Regions from separate parts of the Homo sapiens genome. Here regions 2 and 3 are each linked to region 1. A link is an interaction called in ENCODE POLR2A ChIA-PET data of the cell type or tissue named here. Cell type or tissue: HepG2. All regions are shown on one strand. Links, peaks and the distances in the headings refer to the core of each region. The heading gives the core; the rest is flanking DNA.

What was found. Peaks named below come from ENCODE experiments on the same cell type or tissue, not always from the same donor. Only the 100,000 strongest peaks of a DNase experiment are listed, where the experiment ranks them.
Region 2: POLR2A ChIA-PET joins it to region 1 with 6 read pairs; 1 of 35 experiments calls an interaction of 5 or more read pairs at or near these places.
Region 3: POLR2A ChIA-PET joins it to region 1 with 7 read pairs; 1 of 35 experiments calls an interaction of 5 or more read pairs at or near these places.

What each region holds. Positions count from the first base shown.
Region 1 is chr2:16,065,426-16,073,504 of GRCh38, forward strand. It overlaps GACAT3 (gastric cancer associated transcript 3), which reads left to right. Exons shown (of 4, transcript NR_126559.1): 2 at 7,879-8,017. Among named protein-coding and RNA genes, the nearest start is that of GACAT3, 19 kb to the left of the region's middle. In HepG2, for the core only: no CTCF peak of the experiment used is centred there; DNase peaks (open chromatin) are centred at 2,936, 4,326, 4,706 and 5,016; H3K4me3 peaks cover 1,779 bases.
Region 2 is chr2:16,192,794-16,200,872 of GRCh38, forward strand. It overlaps the pseudogene LOC124900535. Among named protein-coding and RNA genes, the nearest start is that of GACAT3, 150 kb to the left of the region's middle. RefSeq lists an enhancer at 3,961-5,160. In HepG2, for the core only: no CTCF peak of the experiment used is centred there; a DNase peak (open chromatin) is centred at 4,178.
Region 3 is chr2:16,422,238-16,430,316 of GRCh38, forward strand. The region is part of intron 2 of LOC107985855 (a long non-coding RNA gene); the gene reads left to right. Among named protein-coding and RNA genes, the nearest start is that of CYRIA, 240 kb to the right of the region's middle. In HepG2, for the core only: no CTCF peak of the experiment used is centred there; a DNase peak (open chromatin) is centred at 3,654.

The DNA.
Region 1 (8,079 bases), core at 1,362-6,361:
TGCCACCTTGTTCTCATGACATGGGCTTAGAAATGGAGGCGATGAAGCTTCAGGGTTAGGGGTTCCCAGCCTGGGCTCCTCCATGCCAAGGCTTCTGGAATGATCATTGACAGTTAAACATTTTGCCCCAAGGTAGCTAAAATCATGCCTTAGGCTGGGCGCAGTGGCTCACACCTATAATCCTAGCACTTTGGGAGGCTGAGACAGGCAGATTGCCTGAGCTCAGGAGTTTGAGACCAGCCTGGGCAACATGTTGAAACCCTGTCTCTACTAAAATACAAAAAATTAGCTGGATGTGGTGGTGTGCACCTGTAGTCCCAGCTACTCAGAAGGCTGAGGCAGGAGAATTGCTTGAACTTAAGAGGCAGAAGTTGCAGTCAGCCAAGATTGTGCCACTGCACTCCAGCCTGGGAAACAGAGAGAGACTTCATCTAAAAAAAAAAAAAAAAAAGCCTTTACTCAGCCTCACCGGGGCACAAAGCACTGACCAGTTTTTCTCTGGTTGTAATCATGTCCTCACCATGTGGCAGCTCCAGTGACCTCAACTCCATCAGAAGCTTTCATGCAATTTCCTGTGTTTTGATGACAGAAAATTTGGAAAACAAGTTAGTGTAGTTTGTTTAATAGAGTCTCCCCAAAACTGGGCTCTTTGGAGAAAAGATTTTTTTTTTAAAGGAGTGCTTGTGATGGAAATATTAAGAGCTGTTGCTCTAAATTATGTGAAAGGCACCCCTTTGGGTTCCTTTTCAAAGGTATTTGGCAGGAAAGCAGCTCAGCCATTGACGGGACCTAGATGCCCTATTGGATCATTCTATGGGGCTATTTGAAGAAGATATAGAAACTTCTTCATCAATACTTGCCGAAGCTAGGAGTATTGTCCTAATTTCTAACTATGGGGACAGGAAATTCCAGGCCACAAAGGTTGCTCACATTTTTACCTGATTTGCCTCCAGATTTGAAGTTATGTGAATGGCTTGTTTGTCTAACTCAGCTCTGCTCAAATCAATCTTTCACGGGTCCCCCCAGTAAAGATCACCTTGGGTCAAAGGTTATAGGTCATCATGGTTCTTAAATACCTACCCACTTTGTAGGAGTTCCAAAGTGGACAATTACTCAGAAATTAGGAATAAAAGCATATATTTCAAAAGACTAATTGGGAAAAATGGGTATGGCATGTGCAGTAATGTTTCAAATGTTGTCTTTATGGCTATCCCAATTAATTTCCAGTGTTTCTCCAACCTGACTTTTAAAAAGATAGAATACAATAGAAAGCAACCTGCTATTGATGTGCAGAGTTGCCTGTGTCACATCTGCTGTACAATGACTTGACCATTAGGATATTCATCCTTTTTATGTGCCTGGGTGCGCTCATGCCAGCACATTCTTAAATGTATGTGAGTCCAGACACATACATGCAAAGTTGTGATCAAAAGATTTCCCTAAAGTAATTAATTCAGGGCTACTGCTGAGAAACAAGGCAAAACTTGGAGGGGCTTTCCAAAAATATCATAGTTTTGCCGTTCAGTAGTGCTGACTTCTTGTGGTGCAAATCTATTAATTTTGATGTAATAAAAAAAGTGTTCATAGAAACAAGCAAGAAATAAATAGGGACATTAAGATTATATGGAAAGGTGGAAACTGGAAGGTGAGCTAAGAATTGTCCAGATGACAGGCAAAGGCAGTGGAGGCAACGTGGATGACGCAGGTTGGTTAAATTCATGTGTATTTTAAAAGGGTGACTGTCCATTATGCACACAACTCACAGGCTCTGCTTCCTGGAGAGCCAGGCCGTTGCTTTTTTGATGAAAGAAAATCATTTCAACATGCGGAAGGAGAGGGCTTTTTGACTATAGCTTCTTCGAAGTGTGACCTCCAAATGGTCACATATCAAGGTGCCTCGTATTTACCTTCATGCCGGGCTTTCAAATCAACAGTTGGAGACTTTCAACATTTCTATTGTGCGGTTTTAGCGCACGGATTAAAAAGAAATCCATCTGTTAATATTTGTTTTTCTTGTCCTTCGTTAACCAAAGATTCTTAGGAACTTTCCAATTTGAAGGAACAACTTTTATTCATCATCTTGGTTAGAAGCAGCTTCTGCAGCTTGGGCCTTCCTCTTAGAGGGGAGCACATCTTAAATAAGGAAGGACTTGGTGAGTGATACTAGCCCTTCTCTAGCAGAGCGAGATGCCAAAAGGTACAGGCCTGGTTCTAAGGTGCTGAATGAACTAACTGCAAATGGTTGTTGATTCTGTTTGCTTGTTGGAGCGCCTACTGTGCGCTGGACAGGGAGCTGGACACCTGGTAAATCTTCTATAGTCTTTATAACAATGTTGCAAAGTGAGCATTATCAATATCCCTGCTTAAATGAGACAGCGTGGAGAGGTTAAGGAATTTACCTAGAGCCACTCAGCTAAGTAGTTGAGCTGGGATTCAAGCCACATGTGTCTGTCTTTGTGGCCTCTATTGGGTCACACTTCCCAGAAGCCCTGAAATCACCAGGGAAAAGATGGCGTCTCCGAGAGCCCACCGAGGGGGATGGGGGACTTAGGCTCATCTCGCCAGGGTGGGGGAGGTAGAGGGAGCAGCCAGATGCTCCAGCCATCTCAGGTCAAATGAAGCCTGATCCTTTCTCAGCTTGATTTGACCTAGAACTGGGAAACAGATGGGTCCAAGCAGCCCCAGGGTCTGAGGACGGCTGGGCAGACACATGCGTCCTGGCTGCAATCGCTCTCGTTCTGAGGGCCCAGGGCTGGGGGCTGCCCTGGGACCCAAGCTCCAGTGTGGGTCTTTTGACTTATAAAACCTTAGCTAGGAATTCCTCTGTCAGGCTAGAGGGCTCGTCCTTTCTGAGGGCAGTAGACCCAGGGAGGCCCAGAGCAAATCCAGGGAGATAAGGCAGATGTCAACAGATGCATTGTAAACAACGTGGTGTGGATACTGGAAGAGATAGCGGAGGAGATAAACAGGAATCTAGGAAAGGTGCCCCATGGACTTGAGGCTAACTCAACCCCAAAGAGCTGTCCTTTTGCAATGCTGGGCCATGAAGCTGTTTAGAAACACCCTCTAACTGTATGAGCATGGGACCTGGCTCACAGATTTTTACTACATGTGTGTTAAGTGAATGAACTAATGAATAGAGACCTAGGCATTATTCATTCACTACTCATTTACTGATGTGAGGACAAACAGTTCCAGTTTGTCTAGGACTAAGGGGTGTCCCGGGATGTGGGACTTTCAGTGCTAAGACAAGGAATGTCCTGGGCAAACCAGGACTAGTTGGTCTCTGTAGTTACTGAGGATCTATGATGGACTGGACCCTGGGCCCCCACTGGGCATATGGAGGTAAGTCAGACTCAGTTCTCACTCTCAAGAAGTGCACAGCATGGTTGCAACAGGAAGATAGAAGGAAGAGTGGCAAGTGTCATGATAGGGCCATGAACAAGAGTGAGGCTATGGAGCCTGACACTTTGGCGATGGCTTTTTTTTTTTTTTTTGAGATGGAGTCTCGCTCTGTCCCCCAGGCTGGAGTGCAGTGGCTCGATCTCAGCTCACTGCAAGCTCCGCCTCCCGGGTTCACGCCATTCTCCTGCCTCAGCCTCCTGAGTAGCTGAGACTACAGGCGCTCCCCACCACGCCCGGCTAATTTTTTATATTTAGCGATGGCTTTTAAGAGGAGGAGTAAACACTGGCTTGAGTCTCATGGGAGAGGAACTCACCAGATCCCTACAAGAAGCTTGGAAAGGGCCTTGAGGTTAAGAGACAGCTGGGACTAAGGCCTAGAGGCTCACACAACAATGGTTTGGTTCAAGAAACAGTAGGCAGCATATGTGCGTGTTGGAGGGGTGGGATTGGGAGCATGTGGAGGTTGTAGGGTTGGAGAGGTATTTGAGGGTCCAGTTACAAGTGGTAAGCTATGCTAAGAAAGATTAAATTGATAATATAGGCAATAGGGAGCTGTTGAAGGTTTTCTGAGCATGGAGAGATAGAATCAGATATTACAAAACATTTCATTCATTCAACACATGTTTACTAAGCATCTATTATGTGCCATACATTGTGCTGGAGGAATGAATGAATAAATGCATGCATGCATGGCTATCACTTAATTTTCCAATCACAGTGAGGATCCTTGAAATCCAGGGACCAGCTGATGTGACTTGTGGGCCTATGATCTCTGTCAGAAAATCATTCTGCAATGAGCAAATCTAAGACAGCCAGCATTGGCTCCCGCCACCGCCCCCTTATCTGTTTTTCTTTTTGCAAAAGACCTTGAGGCCTGTAGTCGGTTCCACTACAAAACGGTTACACAATTTCCCTGGGAGAAGGCGAGTTTCCACCTTTGGGGATGAATGAGCCCTTTCTTTTCTGGAGAGCCGGCCAATGAGGCACAGGCTGGGTACTGCAGGAGGCGCGGCTGAGGGAACAGCAGGCCTCGGTCTAATTTGGGGGTAACTATTTGTTTTTTCATTAAACAAAGTCTGCATGGTAGGAATTGTGGTTGCAGGAGCCTCGGGAGGCCGATAAAGCAGGCAGGGCGAGTCTGCCGGGAGCAGCGGGCGAGGGAGCTGCTCTCTGATTCTGCTGCTGCCCAAAGCTTCCACTTTTCTGGGGCTGCAGGTCCTATAAATGGTGCCTTTGAGGAGGCTGCCCTGGTGACAGCAGGACCCTCCCTGCAGCACCCACTCGGCCACTGACTTCTGAAAGCGGGATTGTCCCTCCCCAAGCCCTGCCCTCCTGCGACATTCCTCATGCTGACCATTGTCTGCAGAAAGAGGCCATTGTCTGGGGCTGACATATCTGCTGACCAGGCACATGAAACAAGCAGAGCTTTGGGGAGGAAGAAATCCACCCAAACCAACAAAAAACCTGAGCCTAGCCTGAGGGCAGGGCTTAGACCCAGCTTGCTGAATTTCCTGATTCACTGGTGTTCTTCCCGAGACGAAGTGCCCACCATTGTGGGAGGATCCGAGTTTTATCTCTGGGCTGGAATGACACCGTCTCTGCCTTTGTGTCAACAGCACTGAGAGGCCTTGTTTAGGATGATGTGGCCAGTGCTGAGAAGGGCTTGTTTGAAGAGAAAAAAGAAAAAAACAGAACAATGTTTATCCAGCAGGCAGCTCCTGCCAAGGCGGCCTCCTCGCTGTCCTCTCCGTAGGATGCTGCTCGCCAGGCCTTCTTGGCTGTTCCTCGGCCTTGGGTGCAGGCCGTGGGTGGGGGGACAGCCAGCTGGTAGACACCGGTATTCGATGTCAGCTCTTACAACAGGGAGGTGGGTAAACAGGCTGCTGTCCCCACCTCTCCCAGGCACCCCCTGTGGCCTTGACTGCCCAGCCCTCCCCCTAACATCTTCCCCACCCACAACTAAGTTAACTCACACCAGGGGCAGCAGAGCCTTCAGACCTGTGGCCGCTACATCCATTCTGGGCACTTGGTGCCCCCACATGTACCCTTCCCTTCGGATTTGGAATATCACCGCTGCATGCAGGCACATTGCTGAGGCCAGCTGAATTGCCTTTGGGCATTAAGCCTCAGAGAGCCTCGCTACTCAAATGGTGGTCCCAGGACCAGCAGCAGCGGTGTTACCAGGGGCTAGTTAGAAATGAAGATTCTCAGGCCCATCTTGCTGTGTCAGAATCTGCATTTTAACAAGATTGCCTGCATCTATTTGCACATTAAGTTTGAGAAGCACTGGTCTACATCAGTGGTTCTCAAACAAGGCAGCCTATTGGAATCACCTGGGGAGCTTTTAAGAGTCTCAAAGACCAGGCAGCCTCTCCGGCCAATTATATGAGGATCTCTGGGGTGGGGGCGGTGGGGAGTGACACTGGAACATCAGTGTTTTCTCACACTTTCCAAATGACTTCAATGTGTCTCCAGGTTTGAGGCAGAGGAGCTAGGATGGGGCCCTCTTTCCCCAGTCCTTGGACTGGGTTTCCGTCAGTCACGATATTCTCACTTAGTACAACTCAGCAACTTTTCCTGAGAATTTTCTATGTGCCAGGAACCACAACAATTGCTGAGGTTTTATCAATGATGTTGGTACGTGTTCACTTCTGCAATGTCTTTCTGGCCCAAAGAACTCCTAGTCATCCTTCAAAGCCCAGTTTAGAAACCTCCTTCTCTGTGATGTGTTTTTTGACCTCTTGAAATGGGGAAAATGCTTCTTCCTTTTAACTCACATTGTCCTCTGCATTTTTCTATTATTGAATTTGTCATGCTGAGTCATAAACATCTATTTACCAATCACTGGACTGGGAGCCTCAAGGACAGGGACAGTATATTATTTATCTGTCGCCACGCTGGAGTGTGGTGGCGCGATCTTGGTTCACTGCAACCTCCGCCTCCTGGCTTCAAGTGATTCTCCTGCCTCAGCCGCCCGAGTAGCTGGGACTACAGGTGCGCACCACCACGCCCAGCTAATTTTTGTATTGTTAGTAGAGACGGGTTTCACCATATTGTCCAGGATGGTCTCGATCTCTTGACCTTTCGATCCACCCGCCTCAGCCTCCCAAAGTGCTGGGATGACAGGCATGAGCCTGGGCTATATCTTATTTATCTTTGCATCCCGGGGTCTAGGGCAGGGCCTGGGCATAAAGCAGGTGCTCAGTAAATGCTGTTGACTGATAACATGAATGCCTGAAGGAATACAAGAATGGGTGAAGATACATTCCCTACCCTTAAAAAACTTAAATTCTAGAAGGAGAGACCATCATGTGCAAAATTAATGTGACATTAACGTCTGATGGGTGTTTGACAGAGGTTTACCCAACTTCTGTGGGAGTGCAGGGCTGGGAGAGGGCCATCGACAGTGAGATCCGGAGTGGTCCACGCTCTGCTTATTATCGCTTTTCCAGTGTATACACCAGGGATGTCACTCGAGTGGTCCTCTTTGGCTCCTTTCCTTGTTGTAGTTGGAGACAAGAAAATAGTCCAATAAATGGAAGGTAAAGATATTTTTACATTTCTAGAAGGTGGTTGTTCTGCTACATGCAGAACAGATGACTGTGGTTAGACTGTCAGGCCCTGGACCCAAGTCTGGAGAGCCTCAGATAGAGGGAGGAGTCTAATGGGCCCAGACAACTGCTAAGCAGCTGCTGCAGTCCACGCTGGCCACTATGTGTCTACAATGGTGTAGGTTGTGGGGTGGCTGGTCACAGCTAAGATCAGGGCCCTGGCAGAGTGAAGGCCTGGCCCATCAGAGGCAGGACGCACTGCCCAGGCAGGTGTGCATCTGGCTCATGTGGGCTCCTTCCCCGCAGAGGCTTCGCAAAGCTAAGCCATCCTGTCCTGGAGGAAGGGCAGAGGCCAGTCAATCAGCTAAATGGGTACAAAAAAGCAATAGAGACAGAGCAAGTGTAAGGCAGGTGCTGGAAGCTGATGAGCACAGCAGAGGTCAGTGGGCACAAAGGTTTGAGCCAAAGGACAGCAGGCTGGAACAGGCAATGGGGAGGGGCTCTGAGACACGCAGAAGGGGGTTCTGACTCTTATGGCAGAGATTTTAAGCCCCTAGGGTGGCATGATAAGGAAGAAAAGGGTTCAGTGAAGGGTAGTAGAGATGACGGGTGATTCCTTTACCTGCACAAAAGAGGAGAAAGCTGGGAGGGCTGACACTAATGCTACTATTGGCAGCTTGGCTGGAATCTCTCCCCTAGAGCAGCCCTGAGGGTCTCTCCTAGAGCTCAGTGGAGACACAGGCCGCATGGCTGCTTGGCTGCTAGCAGATACTCGGGGGTCCTGGGATATTTGGGAGGAAGGTTTCCATTTCCCTGTCTTTTCTCATTTTCCTGCACAGGCCAGGGATTCATTTTCTGCGTCAAAGATATCTGTTCTACTCTTTAGCAATGCATCTCTCTCTTCCCTTTGCACCACACACAGCCAGCTCCTGTGTAAGGAAGTCAAGATTTTCTCAAGGGAAAAATCACCCTAGAAACCATCAACTCATGACAAACGTGATCTCCAACGTTCATTGTGGAAAATAGCCTCAAGGATGAGATGATGAGGATTTTGAAGATGGGTGAGTAGGTCGTCTACTTCCCGGAGGAGAAGGAAGGCCAGGACTCTCTGGGGCATGTCCTA
Region 2 (8,079 bases), core at 1,774-6,773, 130 kb after region 1:
TCTCACCTTGAGCTTGGGATTCAGTTTCTATGCAGGGGGAAATGGACCCAAACTCACTTTGGCTTGACTCGAGGTTTCTTCCTCAATCTTATGTTGATTATTACACTGTAGCTAGAGAGACTTATTATACACGGAACAGAAAAATGAAGAACAATTTGCTTTAGAAATTCCTCTAAAATCCTTTATATGTCAATGAAAACTGCTCATAAACACATATCACATTCTTATGAAAATATTTGAGCAGTCAGAAAGATAGTGCAAAAGGATACTGTACTGAGAATTAGGGCACCAGCTCTAATTGGCTGTTTCAACTTGAACTATTCCTTTCCCTCTCTCAGCCTCAATTTCCTATTCTGTAGAATGGGGATGAAAAATCCTAACTTGTCTACCTGCAGAGTGTTGAAGGAATTAAAAGACGTGATGAAGGCAAAAGCAATTAGTAAACTCTGCAATGCAGCACATAAGGGAGGGGTTGTTGATAGACCTCCTGGATTGCGAAGGGAAGCAGAGAACCTCCCTCTAGCTGGTATGCAGCTGCAATCTCAATCTGGAACAATGTTATCAACTTTTGAGATGTTTCCTTATTTCCTTCAGGGAAGTGGGGGGAAAATAATTTTTGGCTTAGACCTTAGACAGTACTTAGTGATCGTGACCTCCTAAATATGCCTCCTTGAGTGTAAGCATCCCCAACTCATAAGTTCCAATGGGGCAGACACTTCGCCTTGTTCACTGCTGCAGCCCTAGCACCTAAAACAATGTTAAGCCTGTAGTATATGCTCAATAAATATTTATGGAATAGGCCACTCACGGTGGCTCACGCCTGTAATCCCATAACTTTGGGAGGCTGAGGCAGGTGGATCACCTGAGGTCAGGAGTTTGAGATCAGCCTGACCAATATGGTGAAACCCCGTCTCTACTAAAAATACAAAAATTAGCCTGCCGTGGTGGTGGGTGCCTGTAATCCCAGCTACTTGGGAGGCTGACACAGAAGAATCACTTGAACCCAGGAGGTGGAGATTGCAGTGAGCTGAGATTGTGCCACTGCATTCCAGCCTGGGCAACAAAAACGAAACTCCATCTCAAAAAAAAAATTATGGAATAAATTGATCAAATGATTAGCCATAACTCACACTGAGAGACACATGAGAGAGGGCAGGGAGACTTTTCATATCTGTATCCACAGTGCTGAGCATCACATGACACAAAGCCTTGGAATGATTGGAGGATTTGCTTAGTCATTATTATATCCCAACCTTGACGTGAACCTAAAGGTTCAAACTATGATTACATTTCATTTTAGTACCAGTGGTATTTTCTTTAAGCAATGCAAATTAAAGCTGTATCAGTCAGCTTTTGTTAGACTATCGTTAGTAACAAATACCATCAAAATGTCAGTGGACTATAAAAAAAAATGCAGGGTGCAGGGGCTCATGCCTGAAATCTGAGAGCTTTGAGAGGCTGAGGAGGGAGATCTCTTGAAGCCAGGAGTTCAAGACCAGCCTAGGGAACATAAGGAGACCCCTGCCTCTACAAACAATAAGAGAAAACACTAGCTGGGCATGATGCTACATGCCTGTAGTCCCAGCTATTCTTTGGGAGGTTAAGGCAAGAGGATCACTTAAGCCCAGGAGTTTGAGGTTGCAGTGAGCTCTGACCTTGCCACTGCAATGTAGCCTGGGTAACAGTGTGAGACCCTGTCTGTAAAATAAATAAATAAATACAAAATGAAAACAATTTTTTTATTATTGTTTTTTAGGTCATCAAGTCAGCTGAGGCTCTGATCCAGTACTTTCTCATTCTGAGGCTGAAAGTATAGCCCCTGATCTTGATTTTGTGGCAGAGGGGAAAACAAAGAAATGGCCAAACCAGGCAGTGAATCTCGCAACCTCTGTTAGATGTGATAGCATCACTTCTGCTCATGTTCCACTGGCAAAGCAGGTCATGTGACCAAGCCTGATGTGGGTGTGGGTGGGGTGGATATTACTCACGAAGGGGCTCTGCAAGGCATGTGGTAGGGGGTGGGGCTGCTCAGTTCTCCTCTAGGCAGAGAGCGCGCAATCAACCACCCTGGCCTTCAAAACACTTTGACTTCTTTGAAGGCCAAAGTTTTGGCCTCTCATGAGATCCCAGAATCCCAGAATGTCTGGCTAGAGGAGGCTTTGAGATGAAGCCACCGTGATTACAAATCAGGAAGCTGAAATACAGGGAATAGAAAGGACCTCATCGTGGATTTTACAGATGCTATTGGAACATTGAAAATGTTCCCCCAATTTTATGACGTTGACATAAGAACTACAGGCTGGCCATGGGAATGGTGGGGGCCTGGAATCCCAGCTACTCTGGAGGCTGAGGTGAAAGAATCACTTGAGCCCAGGAATTAGAGGCTTCAGGGAGCCATGATTACGCCACTGCACTCCAGTCTGGGTGACAGAGCAAGATCCCAACTCTAAAAAAAAAAATAAACCAACTACCAAAGTCAATGTTGCTTTAAAAGTTGTACAGAACAGAGAATGAAAGTGCCCTCTTCACTGGACTTACCTGCATCTCCCACTGCCTAGCACAACTTTTGGCCCCGAGGGTACAAATAATGGACAGCATATGGCTGCTTTCCTCATGGAGCCCATATAGAGTCCAGGGGACAAGAGATGAAACCTACAATGACAGCATAACACGATACACTCAGGAAGTATGGAGGCACAGAATGGGGTGGCCCCAACCAAGATTCAGGATGAGAAAAGGCTTTCTGAAGAAGAGACTGTTGGAGAAACAGCCAAGGCTGAGATGTGCAAAGAAAGTATGGTGCATCTGGGAATAGTGAGCAGTTGAAGGGCCTTAGGCATTGTGCAAAGAGTCTGGAAGGGCAGCCACTGAAGGGTCAGGTGTTTCTTTCAGAAGCATTGACCTGGCATCCTTCTGAAGAGGATGTGTTGGGGGGTGCCAGAGACTGCCCTGGGCCCCAGTTGGAGTTCTCCTGTGGGATCCTAACAGTGATGACATCTTACATTTGTGCCTACTCCCACTCGCCCATGTACACACAGGCGGGCATCTGATGGGATCCCCATAACACCTTGTGTGCCAGAACTGTGGTCCGTGTTTTGCAGATGAGGGAACTGAGACTTGAAGAAATGAAGGAACACGCACAAGAGAACACACGGGAAGTAAGGAACCACACTGACATGCTCTCCGCAGGCCTGCTTGACTGCATAGCCCCTCTTCTTCCCAGCTGCCCTCTGCCCTTCCCCTGGTAGGTGGTGGAGACTGCCAGTTACACCCAGGGCTGATTGTCCTTAATTCATAAACGGTCCCTCCCACCCAGCCTTCTGATCTGCCATTTGTAGGATTTTGTTTCACTAGAAAATACCTTGGCACACAGGAAATGCTCAAAAAGTATTTGTGGAGTGAAGGAAGGATGGAATCTGAGCTGCACAGATTACTGTGCATTGGGTCCCTTCTGTCATTCCGGGGTATGGATTTAGCAAGGGGGCTGGTCAGAGTGAGGCCTTGATTTTAAAGGGTGCAGTTGTACTTTGTTTATTTTATTTTATTTTTTTTGAGGTGGAGTCTCACTCTGTCGCCTAGGCTGGAGTGCAGTGGTGCGATCTTCGCTCACTGCAACCTCCGCCTCCTGGGTTCAAACGATTCTCCTGCCTCAGCCTCCCAAATAACTGGGACTACAGGTGTGTGCCACCATGCCAGGCTAATTTTTTGTATTTTTAGTAGAAATGGGGTTTCACCGTGTTAGCCAGGATGGTCTTGATCTCCTGACCTCATGACCTGCCCGCCTCAGCTTCCCAAAGTGCTGGGATTACAGGTGTGAGCCACTGCACCCAGCCTTTGTTTATTTTTTAATTAAACTTTTCAATGTTGAGATAATTGTTGATTCACACCATGGGTTCAAATCCCCATTCCACCACCTGCGTGCTGGGGAGATCTTGGGTGTGTGGCTTAAATTCTGTTCTGTCACCTGGGGAAACAGGGATCTGAATGGTGTCTACAGCATCAGGCTATCCCCAGCCAGAGTCCTTGTCACCTATGGGCTGCCCCAGGAATACCCTAATAAACATGGTTATCAGCCTTGTGCCTTTCAACCCCATCGCCTCTGACGCAGAGGCCCTGCCGGGAAACAGCACAGTGCAGAGGTCATGGAGCTTGGATCTGAACAATCTGAGTAGGAAGTGGATTCTGCCCTGTATTCGCTGGGCGACCTTGGTCTTTCTGAACTTCCATCAAACGGTGTAACAGAGCCTTCCCTGAGGGTTGCTGTGAGAATGAAGAGCGGATGTATGTTATGTACCTTCTGGGTTGTAGGAGTGGCACAAATGAGCGATGCCCGTTCACCTCTATCCTCTTTCTGGAGCTGGCTTTCCCACTACTCCTTTCTCCTCACAGCCCTGCCGGTGCCCAGCCACCCTTCTCTGTTCTTCGCTGGTTAATCCATAAGGTGGTAATGACTGACAATGGCTTTTGCATTTTAATAAGGGGCTTCATGCCTTACTCCAAAAAGAGGGCCAAATTATCATTTTTGGCACCTGAGTCACTAAGGGAGAGGTTTGTTTGTGCGTGTGGGAGGGCAGGAACCCGGGACACCTCACTGTGTGGGTGCATCAGCTACCCCACCCATGCCAGGGCCTCCACTGGTTCACATTACACATTTTTTTGCCAGTGAGAAACCAAGGCTCGGGTTACCCCTTCCCATGCTGCCAGGGCCCCTTGTTCAGTGCATAACCTGCTCAGCTGTCCAAGGCCAACCTGCAGCTGTGTCCAGGCCGCATCTGGCTCTGGGGTCCCCGTTATCTCCCTGTCGCCCCCACCACTTCCCCACTCATGAGCAGTAGACTCCTGAGGCCCTGCAGACTGGCCACGGCTGCTACTGGAACGGCTGCTTCCTTCCGGGCCCAGCCAGTCACCCTGCTGGAGATGAGTGGCCTCCAAGCCCCATAAAACTTGCTGCTGATCTCTTGGTTCCAGTGACTTTCCTCCTGTAGCCTCAGGACTTTCTGGAGCTCATTTGTCTAAAGAAAGAAGGGCAGGCTTTGTCCCTCCTGGGCTTATTCTCACCGAGTACTCAGCCCACCTTTCCAGCAGCTGCCATCAAGGCTGTGGTGTGAATAGGCCTCCTCTTTCCCCCTCCCTCGTAGGGAGGGCTGGGAGCAGCTCACCCACACAGGGATGGTGGCAGAGTCTCAGCCAGCCATTGAGTGACACTGGGCACTTGTTGAGGGCCTCCCCATTCTGTCTGCCTGTCTCATATGGCTGTAAGAGGGAGTCAGGGAAGTTGCTAGGTAGTGAATGCTTTATCATTTCTAAAGTCTAGTGTAATAGTCAGTACCAATAATTACCTCAAAATCCAGACACTTAGGCATTTCTCCTTTAGAAGAGCTACTGAAATAACAGCCCCAATTAATAATATTTCTAATTATGAATTATTAACGATGGATGTGATTGCCAGCATTTGTTTTCCAGAAGGCCGGAATGAGCTTGCTGTCAGAAGAGACTGCAACACTTGACTTTAAATTCTTAAGAACTGAAGATTGTGTCTCCTTGGACATATGTAGTCTTGTGTGGCCCCAGTGTTGGTCTAACAGGCCTCAGAGGACTCCCTCTCACCTTCTGGCTAAATCCTTCACTTAGGATTGATATCTATTCTCAAGAAAAAAAACAGACCCATTTTTTCATCAAGAATAATGATTTTGTAGGGCAGTTTCCTTTTGCAAACAGTATTATGAACCATGTTTTCCAGTAATGACTATCTTTCTCTTGAAGGCACTGAAGGAGGAATCAGTCAGGCACACGTTTACCATCGCCCGCTGGCCTGGCCTCTCTCGGAGACCTGAATTAGATTTGAGTGATGTTTGTTGTGTGCCAGGCCTCTGCTAGGCTCCGTGGAAGATATGGAAATAGATCATGACAGTTCTTGCCTTTGGGGAGTTCGCTGTCTAGTAAGGGACACAGAATGTATCCGGAAATGGTTATAACAGAATTAAAAAGCACTTTGAGAGCAGGGGCTGGGGTAATGGGGGAGGCATGGATGGTTGATTATTTTTAATTAGAAGGTTTGGAAAATTCTTCCTAGGAGAAGAGGCACTGGAGATGGGCCTTGGAGAATGTGAGGATTTTAGGAATTGGACAGGGTGAAGTGAGTATGAAGGAAATTTCAAGAAAAGGAAGGTACTAGCAAGATGTAGACTGGGCAAGGCCAAGGCATATTTGGTGAATGGTAGGCCTTCAGGGATGGCTGGTGGGTCGGGCCTTTGGGAGACTATGGGGTCAGGCGGCATGAAATGAAAACATACTGTGTCCAGGCTAGGAGGGTCTTGAGGGTGTGGAATGAATCCACCCGCTCACACCTTCCTCGTGTTCCAGGTGCTGTTCCATGCACTGAGGATTCCAAAGAGAAATAATCCACAACCAGACTTACAGATAAGTTCGAGAAATAAACCCTGTTTTGCAACCCAGAGCACATTGTTCAGTATGAGTTTCGATACATATAAGAATAAATATTATGATACCAAAAAAAAAATAAAATAAAATAAAGAAAGAAATAATTCACAGCTAGGTGTGGTGGTTCATGCCTGTAATCCCAGCACTTTGGGAAGCCGAGGCGGGTGGATCACTTGAGGTCAGGAGTTCAAGACCAGCCTGGCCAACAGGGTGAAATCTCATCTCTACCAAAAGTACAAAAATTAGCCAGGCGTGGTGGCACACACCTGTAATCCCAGCTACTTGGGAGGCTGAGTCAGAAGAATCGCTTGAACCTGGGAGGCAGAGGTTGCAGTGAGCAGAGATTGCACCACTGTACACCAGCCTAGGTGACAGAGCCAGACTCCATCTCAAAAAAAAAAAAAAAATCACAATCCTGTCCTCAAAGAGCCTACAGTTTATTGTGGCACATAAAACACTAAAGAATTGTAAGGATGTGACAGGATCAATCCTATCTATGATGGACATAAGGTCAGAGGAGGTCGTAAGATATAAGGTCAACTACTCTGACCTGGGAAAGAGAGTTGGGGGAAGCTGTACAGAAAAAAAGACCACATTTGGCTTGAGTCTTGAACTGCTATCAAGCAGTTCAATTGAGTTTTCCTTGAATTTAATCCAGAAGTTAGTCCAGTAGTTCTCAACTGAGGGTAATTTTGCCCCCTGGAAACATTTATCAATGTCAGGGGACATTTTTGATCATCGTGACTTGGTGGTGAGGGTGGTGCTACTAGTGTCTCATGGATGGAGGCCAGGGATGCTGCTGTACCTCCTAAAATGCACAGGGCAGCCCGCACGGCATGGAAGGATCTGGCCCAAAAGTCAATCGCGCTGAGATTGAGAAACCTTGTGTTGAAGTACATGTCAAACTCCACCACGTTGGGAACTGGGAGATGGTCGAGTAGCCAACAGCTTCCTGTGGCTTTGGGCAGGTCCCAGCTGTTTCTGGTGGGCCTCATGCTATGGACTGAATGTGCCCCCTCAGAATTCATGTTGAAGCCCTAAACCTCTGTGTAATAGTATTTGGAGGTGGGGCCTTTGGAAGAAATTAGGGTTAGATTAGGTCATGATGGGACTAATGGCCTTATAAAAAGAGAAAGAGGTGCAAGATATCTCCCTCCCTCCCTGCCCCCGCCACCATCCCCGCAGCCTTCAGAACCGTAGGGGCTAAATGTCTATGGTTTCTGCCCTTCAGTCTACAGCATTCTGTGATTCTATGATAGCAGAGGGAGCATATTGATTTCCTCTATCTGGTCATGAGTCTGTGAAGCTGGATGTTCTTTTACACTTGTCTCACCTCTCTAGGACATCATGAGAGGGTTGTTCAATGAATGTTCAGCTCACTCATCTTCTGGCAGGGCGTGGTTTTCATCTATCTGCAGAGTTCTGCCTCATACATTTATGGAGTTTCTAGAGGCAGCTTTATAAAGCATGTTGGATGAGGTGTTTTGTTGTTTGTTGGGTATAGTGGATTATTTATATTGCTGGATAACTATGTGACCCAGAGAAAAATATGCAGTATTATGCAATATTAGGATCTCTCTCTCTCACCCCACCCAGCCACATTTTCTTCACACTGTCACTCAGTCCTGGTCACATACA
Region 3 (8,079 bases), core at 1,774-6,773, 360 kb after region 1:
TCTCTTGAGACCTCATAGTCAAGGTCTATGTGAGCCCCCACACTCTTGCCCAGTCCCCTTTGACCAATGTGATCAGTGGTCACCTTTGCTCATGGGGTTGCCTATTATATCTGGGTTAAAACCCTTTTTCTGTGAAAAATGACATGATCTTGTGGGGATCCAATCTCAACTTCAGTCTTGGTCTCTGGCACACTGTTCTCAATCATAACCCATAGAAACAATTCTTTTAGTTTAAAGTTGGGTAGTTATAAACTTGCTTTTGAGGGGGCAGAGAGAGGGAAGGAAGTTGGAAACATTGATTACAAGGCAGAATTAAATACTAACACTAATTTCTCATTTCAATTTAAGCAAAAAGGGGGCCTTTCTGAGAGTTCTTATGCTTTTGAAACATTAAAGATTGGGAAGGTGCACCCTATGGATAATAGTGACGAGCTTCATACATCTGAGGCCATCCTCTTGACTCTCCTTGCTCAGGAAAATTTCCTATTTGGGAGAATGAAGAGCACAAACCAGATAGTATATTCAACTATGGAAAAATAATGACAAATTTCATTCAGCAACTACATGGAAGAGAAAGTTTGATTTCCAAATTGTAGTCATTTTATTGCAGTACCTGATCATAAGAGAGTAAAACCTTCAATTGAAGTTACAAAGAATAGGGCAATGATACATGTCAGCCTTTCATGTCTTCCAATAAAGTCTCAGTCACTCCCCACAATTAATTACCCTTCTTAGTGAAGATCTGGATAGTTCATTGCTTAGTACTAATCCCTGTGAACAGGCTCTCTCTTTCCATTGATTTATCTAGATTTGCACTAGTATTTACTATTTAGGCATCATTCACTTTGTAGAACCCCTGCAATTCATAGATCTCTGATTGCTTCCCATGCACTATGCTATGGGTTTTGGCATGCATTATCTTACTCAATTCTCACATGTTGTAGGTAGATTATAATTTTCAACTCACATAGTTAAGAATAAATAACCAATAGAGGCTTTGAACAGAAAGTAAGTGGCTTTGTTGCCTGGATTCATCCATTTATAATGAAGTAATTAATATATGGCAATTAAAAAAAATCCCAGCTGCTTCTCCGAATAGACAGAGAAACCAATATCACAGAACAAATGATGCATATTATGTGAGGAATCATTTGTGTGCCTTCCTAAGTTATGGAACTGTTAGGTCAGTAGGTACCCACTGGGTTAGAGGAAGGTTCAACAGAACCTTTTGGGCTTACTGAACATATTCATGTGCAGGATTGGTGCTGGTATGGGGAATTCAGACACTAATAATCTGCCCTTTCTCCATGAGGCTCTCAGTGTGGTGGGTGCAGTGGTAAGTGAGGGTGTGATGCATTGATATTGAATACTGGAACAAAGCTGTGTGCATCCAGTGATGACCACTGGAGCTGCCCACCCAGGCAGAGGCACAGGACCTCTAAGCTGAGAAAAGCCTTCAAGGGTGGGTGGGCCCATGCAGGCATCTTGCAGGAGATGAGATTTGCCCTGGCTCTGAAGCCTGATTTAACCACAGTAGGTCATCCTTACTCAAACTGGCTCTGGCAGGAAAGCAGTCCCAAGTACTAAGAGTTTCTTACAGGGGCGGGCTTATGGTGCCGTGGGGCCAGGACTCCAGCTCCACTTCTCTGCAATGACTCTCAGCTGCACCCTCTGAGTTTTGGGTTGCAGTACAATGACACGGAAGTCCCAGGAGCCAAATCCAGACAGGATGAAGGCCCAGGGGAAGAACAAAAACGTCTTTTTCTCATTCTCTGAAGCAAGAAAAACATTCCCAGAATTCCCCCAGAGCATTGGCCAGAATTGCATTACATGACAGATACTAAACCAGTCACTGACAAAGGGAGGGAGATAACTCTGATTGGCTTGAATCGATCAAAGTTTCCTCTTAGAACTGGGGATAAGGAGTAGCTTGGGAGCAGGTGACTTTCTGAAAGTGATCTGGGTTCTGTTAGAAGGAAGAATGAACAGAAAGACATTGTGCTGCAGGTGAACAGCTGAGCACATTATGCACAGAGATATTTCATTTTTTAGATAATTAGAATAGGGAGAGGACATTCTACACAGGGCAAAAGTGAAGCTGCCTCTTTTGAGGAGAAATGGTTAATTTAGCTGAAGCATGAAAGCAAGAGGGGGAATCACTGCAGAAGAAGATATTCTGGACAACAATACAATTATGATATCAGAGAACTCTTAATTTCTCAAAAACACTTCACTGACTCTCACATCAACTAGAACAGCAAGTATCAACAGAGAAATCTGAAGTCCAGAGCAGGTGAGTAAATCTTCCAAGGTCACACAGCCTGTAAACAACAAGGTCTGGTGACTCTTGCCTGGGATCCTTTTGCAGTTCCTTGGCAATTAGTTGAGGCAGGTATATTAGTTATCTATTGCTGCGTAACAAATTATCCCAAATTTGGGAGCAGATCAGCTGAGTGGTCCTGACTCTGCTGAGATTGCACTGAAGCTGTCAACTGGGACAAACCATCTAAGGCTTGTGTGGGGCTGCAGGATCTGCATCTAAGCTCGGTTGCATGGACTTTGGCAGAAGGCCTCAGTTCTTCCCCATGTGAACCTCTCCACAGGGACCTCTCCACAGGGCTTCTTGCATTTCCTTATGGCTTGGTAGTGGCTTCCACTAGAGCCAGCAATAAGAGAGAAAGAGCAGGACAGAAGCTTCAATGACCTGTATTACCTAAATTTGGATGCCACTACATTCTGTTGGTTAGAAGTGAGTCAGTAATTTCAGCTCATACTCAGAGGAAAGGTAATTAATCTCTACCTTTTGATGGGAGGAGTATCAAAGAACTTATGGGCATATTTTAAAACCATCACAGCAGCAAAAATGCAACATGCATCCTGACATCTGGGATGAGTTCACCATAGAGAAGTCATTCAATCTGAAGGCATTAAAATACAAAAATGGTACTCCACAACGATAATAGACCAGATGACTCAATAGGAACCGTGGTGATGGTGGCGACTGGGATTTGACTGAGGCTCACCAACAAAAACCTCAATTATATTGGTTCCAAAGCTATGCATAAATTCGGAGAGAGAGCGTCTAATATGAATGGTGGTAGGGAGTAGGTGAAATTCCCTGCTCATCATTCTGCCCTAGTAATATGCATTAAATGCTCACTATTATAATCAAAATGACACACCATCCTTCTTTCTGCTGACTGTGGGGCCTCAGGATACCTAGGTCTCTGTCTCAAGGTTGGGCAGTTTTTCCCATGATCAGAAAATACAAGATCTTTTACTAGTACCCTCTTAGCAGTTTCCAAAATGCTGGAGAGAGCTCAGCATTCTTGGACCAGAAAGGCAAGCACAGAGTGGTACCTCCCCCTACCCCTTCTACAGCCCCAGTGAGGACTTTCAATCCAGTGGCCTCATCCCAGGGAACCTTGGGAGAGCTGGCAAATACTCTAAACAGATAAAAGATAATTGAACAAGGAGTGAGTAGTAAACGGTGACAAAGTGCTATTTCCATAATAAGCTTATCTGAGTAAACTTTCTCAGAGCCCCTGAGTTCCAGAGCAGGGTGTGGATTTGGCAATAGTAAAGAAACAGGCCACGCCAGGAATGTCTGGGGAGCTAATGAATGCCCCTGAAGTGGTTGACGTTCCTATCTCTGCTTTGGATCCCTGCCACCTTGACTCGAATGTCAGACGGTGTTTAATTGGCAAACAGGGCTTCAAAGGGTTGCTGGGCCCTGCTCCCAGGGCCCTGGGGCTGTTAATGTTTAATTGTCATGTGCAAGGGCCCACTAGCTCTTGGTAGATTTGGGTGTTTTATTGCACTTTGAAAAAGCAACGTTATGAGTCTCCTTCTTGCTCCATGGACATTTTTACAGACATGCCTTGGAGTCACATGTTGCCTCACCTAAACTCTGAGTAGCAAAGTCACCATGTTATTCAGCAGGGTTAGAGAGAAACACCTTCAAGCTGAAAATACTCCAGATTTACTGCCTGTGTCCTAAAATCAACAAATATTGATTTCTTTGGAGCATCTGGATCAGCAACAGAGGAAAAAAAAAGAAACTGAGTTGGGGGTGTAGGTTTAGGGAAGAGAAAAAAGACACAGAAGTGAAATTGCTAAATGGCAGATCATACAATTTCTTCATTGAACGCTGGTGGCATCCACTCTCCTTGACACTGGCTCTGTTACTCATGGCTCTGCTGGAAATGCAAATCTTTAAAAAAATCCCTCTCCCTAAAAGGGCCTATTTGCTTTATATTGTTCATGTAATTTAAAAAGTCTAGAGATTGTCTTAATAAGACTTTATAGCCTTCCTCTAATTACATAGGGAAGAATAAGAAATAATAGAAGACAAATACTTTTTTTTTTCTAAACTACATGGAAATTGTGAATAAAGGAGTAGCTTCCAACTTCCTGACATTTGAAAAGCACTGTTTTGAATTGAATATGAATGATTCCTTTGAATTTTCAATTCAATTCCATTTAATTGAACACATCTTCATTGAGTGCTTACTAAGTGTTCATATCAAACAATTTCTTTGGTTTTGAATTAGTGGCTTTTACAGAAATTGTTTCTTTTGTTGAATTCTGGAAATGTATCGGTTTGTTGTTTTAATCATCCTTTTGCTGATTGTGAATATCTCTCTAAGGAAGGAATGTAAGGAGAAATATCTAATTACACCACTTATATCAGAATGGCAAAGTGTATATTTATCTTGTTTGTTAATTATATATGTCACAGCTAAAGACCAAACATCAACTAATGTCGACATTAGCCAGAAGGGCCTGGCACACATCAAGAGCTGGGTGGATCACAAATAAAATACAATATAGCAAGTGGAAAGCACATAGACCTTTTTATGTGTTTATGTTGAATCAAATTTTTTTGTTCTTTTTTGCACATTCTACGTTCCAAACAGCCAGATTTTCATATGGTTGATCTCTAAGAAGTAGGTTTTACAGTAGAATTGCCACTATGAACAGGTTTCAGGGTCTCCCAGCATGTGTTAGATTTTCAAGGCAATGTAGCAGACACTTAGAATCTTCCAAAGGATGTAATCTCTTTTCTTTAGCTCTCTTGTTTGCCTCAGTTCCCATTCCTTCCGTCCCTACCGCTGATTTAGCGATTCCTCTCCTTTGACAAGCGGTAAGCAGACAACCCCTTCCAATCAAAGCCGGTGCTATGAAGTTCAATCACATCCAGGGTTCTCAGCCCCAGAGCTTCCGCCGCCTATGAATGTAGATGGGGGAATAGTCTATTGTGCACAAAGCACGTGCCCTCCAAATCCATATGCACAGTTAATTAGTTGAGAGCCCTAAAATGTTATGTGATTCCTTTCTTAATAGAAATGAGAAGTTGTAAAGATGAGAGGCCTTTATTCACACTTTATCAGCTATTTTAAATTAAGGGGTATATTATCCTCTGGATAGATTTACAGGAACACCCATTATGCACCTAACTCCTATTATCATTAATGGCGGTAAATGCATGCACACACAAGCTCAGCACTCCGGGCTTTACACAAGAGGCCACTCTTTTCCTCCTGTTATTAACAATTCCTGCTTCACATTTCTTAAATATCTGCAAAATGAAACAAAACATTGTTCACAACTTAAAGACTATCTGGGTATATGTTTTTCAAAGGAAATTAGATTGGTACATTACATAGGTTTGCAAATTTACATTATGATAGCAAGTGATTATGACCGCTGCCGCTCACCCTCTTTGAATCTCCCTAGAGGTGAACACACAGGGCCAGGGGTGCAGAAGGGGGTGGCAAGGGGTCGAGATTTCCCATGACAGCGTGGCATAAGGATCTGCTGGCAAGGAGTTGGAACTTTAGCCTGTCGACTGTTTTCTTTCAGTGTTGGCAAAGCCAGCACTGAAATGTATGGAAGAGATAGAAAAGTGAGAGAATAGACTGCTAAGCAGAACTTCCAACTATGGGGAAGAGGCTATTAAAATATCAATTCATTAACTCATTCATTTCTTATTTATCCATCCATTCCTTTGCTCACAAATATGTATTAAATACCTAGTGTGTGTGTGCCTAGCAGGGTGCTGGGCTATGAGGACCTAACAGTGAAGAAAGATTAGAGCTTTGTACCAAGGAAACTCACAGTTTAGTGAAACTATAAAATTAAACAACGAATTGCACAGTTAGCTGTGTGATCCAGGAGACATGCAAGTAGCCATGAAGAACTTGGCTGAGTGGAGGGGACAGGCAGGAGAGACGCCTCAGGAATAAATGCAGAGCCTAACTCTGAAATGAATGCAGAAATCATCATGGTGATAGGAGATGGTTTAGGAAGAGCTTGCTGGGTGGGAGGAACAGCATGAGCAAAAACCTGAGGAAAGCAAGTTCCAAATTCTGGACCGGCCAGTCAGTAATAACAATGATTGGTCCTTCCTTCTGAAATACTGTACAGAAGGGTGCATTTACTTTTCCCCCTGCTAAAACAGGCATGTAATAAGGGTCACCATTTACTACCATGCATCAGTGTGCCATGAAGCTGAAGCTAGACCCCAGCCAAATGAATTCTTAGGGTTTGAGTTGTAACATCAGCACAATCTCTACTAAATGCCCCGCTCCCCACTCCCACTGGACAAATCACCTCTGTGCTCCCTCTGCACAAGGGTCAAATTTGGAGGGATGGGCTGTGGAAATCCTCTATACCTGTGTTTGTCAAATGATCTCTAAGGAAGGATCAGGTTCTTAAAAATTCTGTTGTAAATGGATACTTTTATAAAATGTAATCAAAATGAATTACTAGAAAAATGATTATGCACTTTGACGTCATGACCATATCAATTTCTGGAAAACTCTTCTGAATGCTTACTCTCAATATATGTACTTATCTCATTGCAGATTGATAGCACATGGCTTGCAGACCACACCTCCCCTTCAAGACTAAGACTATCCCTATGTTCCACACCTTGCCTCACTGACTTCCAGCCAGACTGTCAGCTAGGACTATATCTACAACTCTCGAAATTATTTACATTTCCTGCCTGGGTCACCTCTTGGGCAAGAGGTTTTCCTGTATTACACCCCCACAGCAAGAAATATTATTTTATTAATTAGAAACTCTAAGAGGCACTCACCTCAAGTCCTGGTATTTCTAGGGCTGGGAAAGTGATCCCAGGTGTTTCATGCCTGTTTCATGCTTTCTTTTCTAAAAACTTCAACATTCATGTAAGGACTAAGATTCAAAAGCCAGCAGCATAGCAGATTGGAAAATCTGGGCTAATGACTCTCAGCATTTGCTCGGGGCTGGAGACCCAGACAGTCAGAACAGGAGACCTTTAGACTCATTGTTCTATGGATGTGCCTGGGGGTCTAAGAAGGACATCTCCAACCCTGCTGGTGGGTTGGGAGAAAGACAAGCAAAGGCAAGTGATTGACTACAAAGCAGAGTGCAGTGAGATCCCTGCATGGGCTCTGGTCCCTGCTGGAGCTCTCTTTTGGCAGGCAGCCTGTGGGAATCTGTAGTATGACCAGTCAGGAACTTGGCCCTGGGAAGTTGGAGGTATGGATATAACACAAGTCCCTGAGAACTTTGAGGAAGGAACCCCAAGAGATATCAACTTCCCTGTTGCTTGCTTTTCTTCCTCTGCATGACTTTATGGACTTGAAGGAGGACCTCAATGCTTAGTTTGCACCTCACTTATCTTACTTGGAGCTATTGTACTGGGTTATCTTGCCTACCAACATGACTCAATTATTTCACTGAAACCAGTAACTTCCAAATTATATCTCTAATGTACATTCTTTTCTGAGCTCCAGATTACATATCAAATTAACTCCTAACTCTACCTGATAGACTGACCAACGCTTCCCCTCAAAGATGTCCATGTCTTAGTCCTCAAAACCTGTGAATAAGTTATCTTTACATAGCAAAAGACACCTTGCCAATGTGATTAAGTTAAGGATCTTGAGACAAGGCGATGGTCCTGGATTATCCAGGTGAGCCCAAGGGCATCACAAGGAACCACAGAAGAGGGAGGCAAAAGGGTCAGAGTCAGAGGAGATGTGATGACAGAAGCAGAGGTCGGAGTGGTGAAGGGTCATGAGCCAA